Linked DNA regions of Homo sapiens: region 2 is linked to region 1. Evidence: read pairs that join two places in POLR2A ChIA-PET (ENCODE). Cell type or tissue: PC-9. All regions are shown on one strand. Links, peaks and the distances in the headings refer to the core of each region. The heading gives the core; the rest is flanking DNA.

Evidence for each region. ChIA-PET counts read pairs that join two places held together with the same protein. Peaks named below come from ENCODE experiments on the same cell type or tissue, not always from the same donor. Only the 100,000 strongest peaks of a DNase experiment are listed, where the experiment ranks them.
Region 2: POLR2A ChIA-PET joins it to region 1 with 5 read pairs; 6 of 35 experiments call an interaction of 5 or more read pairs at or near these places.

The regions. Positions count from the first base shown.
Region 1 is chr16:87,406,204-87,409,117 of GRCh38, reverse strand. ZCCHC14 (zinc finger CCHC-type containing 14) reads left to right here. Exons shown (of 13, transcript NM_015144.3): 13 at 1-2,870. Among named protein-coding and RNA genes, the nearest start is that of MAP1LC3B, 15 kb to the right of the region's middle. RefSeq lists enhancers at 977-1,416, 737-1,936. In PC-9, for the core only: no CTCF peak of the experiment used is centred there; a DNase peak (open chromatin) is centred at 1,377.
Region 2 is chr16:87,769,802-87,772,715 of GRCh38, reverse strand. The region is part of intron 1 of LOC105371399 (a long non-coding RNA gene); the gene reads right to left. All of the region lies in intron 3 of LOC102724467 (a long non-coding RNA gene), which reads left to right. Among named protein-coding and RNA genes, the nearest start is that of KLHDC4, 5.3 kb to the right of the region's middle. In PC-9, for the core only: no CTCF peak of the experiment used is centred there; no DNase peak of the experiment used is centred there.

The sequences.
Region 1 (2,914 bases), core at 208-2,707:
TGGAAGAGGCCACACACCCGAGAGCTGCGAGATCTGTGCAAGTCTGGTTTTGGTTAGGTAGTAATAAAAGTCCTCACTGTAGATCTCTAAATTTCAACCCACGGAAATGAAAGCCTTTTGTCTGAAATTTACGGACTTAAATCTTCAAGGTTAAAGGGAATTTTCTGCTCAAATAATACTCTTATCGAAAATGCTAAAGTCTTCAATGTTAAAATACTGATTGGTAAAATCTTGCAGTTGGGATTTTGCAGTTGGATATTTATTTTAAAAAAAATTATAATATTCAGACTATTCTTAAAATGGGACAATCAGCCTCATGAAAAATTGATGTAAATCAGAAGAATACCCTAGAATGAGGCCTTGTGATGTGAGCGTTCAATTTGAAGAGCAGTTCCTAACTTCATAGAAACTAAAGCAGAAAGTTGTTACATTTTTTTTATGACAGGCTTTTAGTAGAATTTTTTAGTTTTATTTTAGTTGAATTTTATTTCTATGCAATGCAGAATTAACAGACCTCTTCTCCTCATGGTACACAGTATTACAGTGTTGAAGTAATGGTGATGCTTATTACAACAGCTATTTAGGGGAATGTTACGTTGATCTCTTAAATTGTAAACACTACAAAATGTCAAAATAATGAGAACTGACACAACTTTGCCTTAAAGAGTACTAGACTGGACCTTCTCATATTACGTTTAAGGAAGACTTAGAGTGTTCATTGATGTTTACGATTTTAATATTTCTGAAGGCCATTACAGTGGCCTGGATATGTGCTGAAAGCCAAACTTTTAAATTTTTTGGTTTTTTTAAGCAAAGAAATATTTTAAATAAATCCTATTTCAACACTGAAATTGTTGAAAACCGTCTCATAACAAAAGGAAAAAACATTGGAATTTTTGTTTTAGTGGTCAGTATAGGGGAATGAAAGCGTCTGTTGTTACCCACGTAACTATTTTGATAAGTATTAGAGGTTAACCTTAAATCCAGCAAAACATTAAAACAGAAACTTTTCAACTTGGAGCCTGCCATTCAGCGTTGAGGTAGATGAGTTCCGACACTGTCACGGCTGTGTTCCCAGCAGCGAAGGCCTCTGCGGAGCTGCCAGTCGTCTTGAACGTGCATGGGCGGCGTGTGACATCTCCAGGGAGGCCGTCCGAAGTCGAGAATCGTCAGCTGTAAGTAGGAGCTACACAGCGCAGAGAAAATGGAACCACCCATCCGTGAGGCCTCTTTCCGGAGGGAGCCGCACACTTGGACTTGAGAGTTTGCCAGCAGCGAGCTCGGATGCATCTCTCCAAAAGCCACCAAGGTCGGCGCGTCTGAAGAGCGTTTTGCGGTCATCAGACTTCCTCATCTGAAAACACAGAACATACTGACCCTTTCAAGTACTTAGTCATTTTCCTGAAAGTGTGGTCTGTTTCAGAATGCTGTGGCAACCAGGTAGGTGTGGCACTGGCCATGTGCCACGTCTTTGCCCTTTGTAGTCTGTCAGATATTAAAGTTTCTAACCCTGTTTTTTTAATCTCCAAGAATGGGGAAAGTGGAATGTAGAGATGGAAGCAGAACGTGATGTTTGGATACAACAGCTATTTAATCCTTTTTTATTTTTTAAGCAAAACACTCAGTTTTCTACCTTATTTTCTAATGTTGATTTCATGGTAATACTGACAGTTGGAAGTGTTTAACATAAAAACTCATTGCTAAAGAGCACTGAGGAAATGGGAGCTAGCGCACTTGTAATAAAAATAAAGACAAAATATTTTCTTGAATGCATATATGTGATTGGGTATTTTAAAAACCAGTATCATCTGTCATCTCCAAAAGATTACAGGAGTCAGCTTGTTAATACAGTAGTGTTAGTAGGTTCTGTATTTTTAATTCAGTACTTAGAATTCTAGGTCCTTTATTGCCCAAAGTCAGCACAGTTAGTTTATACCACAGACTCTGTCTTGGGGCACAGTAGTGGGGCGGGGTAGTGACTTTGCCTAAACATCACCCAGCTGGAACAGAGGCTGAGCGGGGCTTTAGGCACTTGCCAGATGGGAACTGGGTTGCACCCTCCTTGCTCCCTGTCATTTTCTTGTCACTCTTCCTGCTTCCCAGTGTTTTATTTTATGCCTTGCTCGTTGTACATCATGATGACTGATGGTCTTCAAGGTTGTGAGGAAAGCCGTCTCCCTGCTTGACTCGACTGCTGTCCCAGAGGAGAGTCCTGTGCGACCTGAGCGGGGGTGGCTGCCATTTCCAGCATGCAGGTGACTTCCAAAGAATGAGTCAGGTGGCACTGAAAGCCATGGGTTCTGAAGAGGCGAATTTGTTGAAAAGTCCCAAGGGTCTGAATGAAAGCATCTTTAATCAACACTCAACACTCGCAATATTCTAGAAAACCATATACTGTGCTGGTTGAGGCCAAAGGTTAACATTGCTCCACTGTTCACCAAGGAAGGGGGCAGTGGCCATCCGCCGCGGCCTCACGTGCGTTGTAACAAGCCCTCATCACATGTGTGAGTCTTACGTGCACAAAAAGAGAAGGCTTTGGTACTGAAACTGGACACCTTGTGTACTCGATACCTTCACAGCTTCTATTGGACATATTTTCTTTTTAGGAATGAAGGAAAATTCTCCCATTTTTGAGCCATTCTTTTGTCAATTCTACAAAATTGCATGTAACTTTATAAATATTTTTAAAAGATATAGTTTTGTAAATATTTAATATTCCGCTAATTTGATTTTGAATTGTAAATGTCAAGTATTCTGTTTTTGGGGTTTTTATGTTTTATTATACTTTGTTAAAAAGGACAAATTGTACATTTTTAGAATGTTTTTATGAGTAAATTTAATGTACTGAAAATAAAAATTTTAAAAAAGGCTGTTTTATTTCACTAGGTCTTTGTCTCAGAATATGAAGCACACA
Region 2 (2,914 bases), core at 284-2,783, 360 kb before region 1:
TCCGTCTCAGAAAAACCTCCCAAAAACCCACCATTTAAAAACGAAGCAATGCTGCCTTTTAAGGAATATGGTAGACACAAATAACATCAGAAAGGCATCCGAAAGCTAATAAGGAATTACCAAGTCAGACCTTAATGGAAAGTAGCAACAAAAACAGGCCACTGGGCTCTGAGACAGCTTTTAGTTTCACGCATGAGCCGATCTTGCCATACTTACCTTTGGTTTTGACAGCCTCCAAGGGCAAGAAAAACATAATCAAATCCAAGGGTGTCCAAGGTGGGATCTAAGAGAGAACTCCCCAGATTAAGCCAAGATTTCAAGAGTTCTGCCCCAAAAGGGTAAGATTGAAGCAGGCCTCACCCTACCCCCATGACCTAAGGAACCACAGAAATCAGCTCAATGCTATGGGAGACGATCTCACAGCCTGGCCAATTTTTATATTTTTAGTAGTGATGGGGTTTTGCCATGTTGGCCAGGCTGGTCTTGAACTCCTGACCTCAGGTGATCTACTCACTTCAGACTTCCAAAGTGCTGGGATTACAGGTGGGAGCCACTGTCCCTGGCTGTAGGATTCCATTTTGTAAAACCCTAGAAAAATGGAAACTAATCAAGAGTTTCTTTTTATTTTATTTATTTATTTATTTATTTATTTATTTATTTGAGCCTGAGTCTCGCTCTGTCACCCAGGTGATCTCGGTGCGATCTCAGCTCACTGCAACTTCCATCTCGCGGGTTCAAGTGATTCTCCTGCCTCAGCCTCCCGAGTAGCTGGGATTACAGGTGTGTGCCACCACGCCCAGCTAATTTTTGTGTTTGTAGTAGAGACGGGTTTCACCATATTGGCAAGGCTTGTCTTGAACTCCTGACCTCAAATGATCTGCCCACCTTGGCCTCCCAAGGTGCTAGGATTACAGGTGTGAGCCATCATGCCCAGCCACATTTCTTTTTTTTTTTTTTTTTTTTTTTTTTGAGACGGAGTCTCACTCTGTTGCCCAGGTTGGAGTGCAGTGGCACAGTCTTGGCTCACTACAACCTCTGCCTCCCAGGTTCAAGCAGTTCTCCTGCCTCAGCCTCCCGAGTAGCTGGGATTACAGGCATATGTCACCACGTCCAGCTAACTTTTGTATTTTTAGTAGAGATGGGGTTTCACCATGTTGGCCAGGCTGGTCTTGAACTCCTGATCTCAAATGATCCACCCACCTTGACCTCCCAAAGTGTTGGAATTACAGGCATGAGCCACCGCGCCTGGCCACATTTCTCTTTTTAATAAAACCCCCAACCTTCTCTTTGTTCTTTGGACATATTGAAGTTCACCCCAGCCTGTGGATATGCCTCAAAATATAATTCTATGATTCCCATACAAGGTGTTTTGTTTAGAGATCCATCTCTATATTTTTATTTGACCTTGATAGTATTTTTTTTTTTTTTGAGATGGAATCTCACTCTGTCGCCCAGGCTGGGGTGCAGTGGCGCGATCTCAGCTCACTGCAAGCTCTGCCTCCCGGGTTCACGCCATTCTCCTGCCTCAGCCTCTCCAGCAGCTGGGACTACAGGCACATGCCGCCACGCCTGGCTAATTTTTCTATTTTTAGTAGAGACGGGGTTTCACTGTGTTAGCGAGGATGGTCTCGATCTCCCGATCTTGTGATCTGCCTGCCTCGGCCTCCCAAAGTGCTGAGATTACAGGCGTGAGCCACTGTGCCTGGCCAGACCTTGATAGTATTAATACATATTAAATTCTACACTTTAATTTATTGTTTTAATTAGAAGAACATCACTTATTGCTTTATGCTATGACACTGGAAAATCGGCCGGGCGCGGTGGCTCATATCTGTAATCCCAGCACTTTGGGAGGCTGAGGCGGGCGGATCACGAGGTCAGGAGATCGAGACCATCCTGGCTAACATGGTGAAACCCCGTCTCTACTAAAAATACAAAAAAAAATTAGCCGGGCATGGTGGCGGGCGCCTGTTTTCCCAACTACTTGGAAGGCTGAGGCAGGAGAATGGCGTGAACCCGGAAGGCGGAGCTTGCAGTGAGCCGAGATAGCGCCACTGCCCTCCAGCCTGGGAGACAGAGTGAGACTCCGTCTCAAAAAAAAAAAAAAAAAAAAAGAAAAAAAATTGGACAATCTTGATGAAGAAGACGGGACACATGTTTCCAGGTTTCCAATTTGGAACTTCAAGGCTGACAAATTCCATACTCATTTCTCATCATCCCTTGAGGCCCCTCCTGAGTGGGTGGCCCTTCTCATAGGGCAGGGGACAACTGTAGATCCCTCTTGCTCCTCAGCAGCCACCTGCCTCACCCCAGCCACCTGTGCACACTTGAAATATATACAGTTTATTGTATATAAGCAACACATAGATAAATCCCTGATTATAGTTGGAAATCTTATTATTCCTCTCTCTGGAATGGATTCAAAGAAGTGGGAAAAATTCAGTAAGGCCAGCATGGTGGCTCACGCCTGTAATCCCAGCACTTTAAGATGCCCAGTCGGGTGGATCACGTGAGGTCAGGAGTTTGAGACCAGCTTGGCCTACATGGTGAAACCTTGTCTCTATAAAACATACAAAAATTAGCTGGGTGTGGTGGCAGATGCCTGTAATCCCAGCTACCTGGGAGGCTGAGGTAAGAACTTGGGAGCCGGAGGTTGCAGTGAGCTGAGATAGTGCCACTGCACTCCAGCCTGGGTGACAGAGTGAGACTCTGTCTCAAAAAAAAAAAAAAAAAGCCTTTGTGTTTTGCTTTTTTACTTCCCTAAGCTTTATTTTATTTATTTTTAATTTTTATTTTTTGAGACGGAGTCTCACTCTGTCGCCCAGGCTGGAGTGCAATGGTGCGATCTTGGCTCACTGCAAGCTCCGCCTCCCGGGTTCACGCCATTCTCCTGCCTCAGCTTCCCGAGTACTGG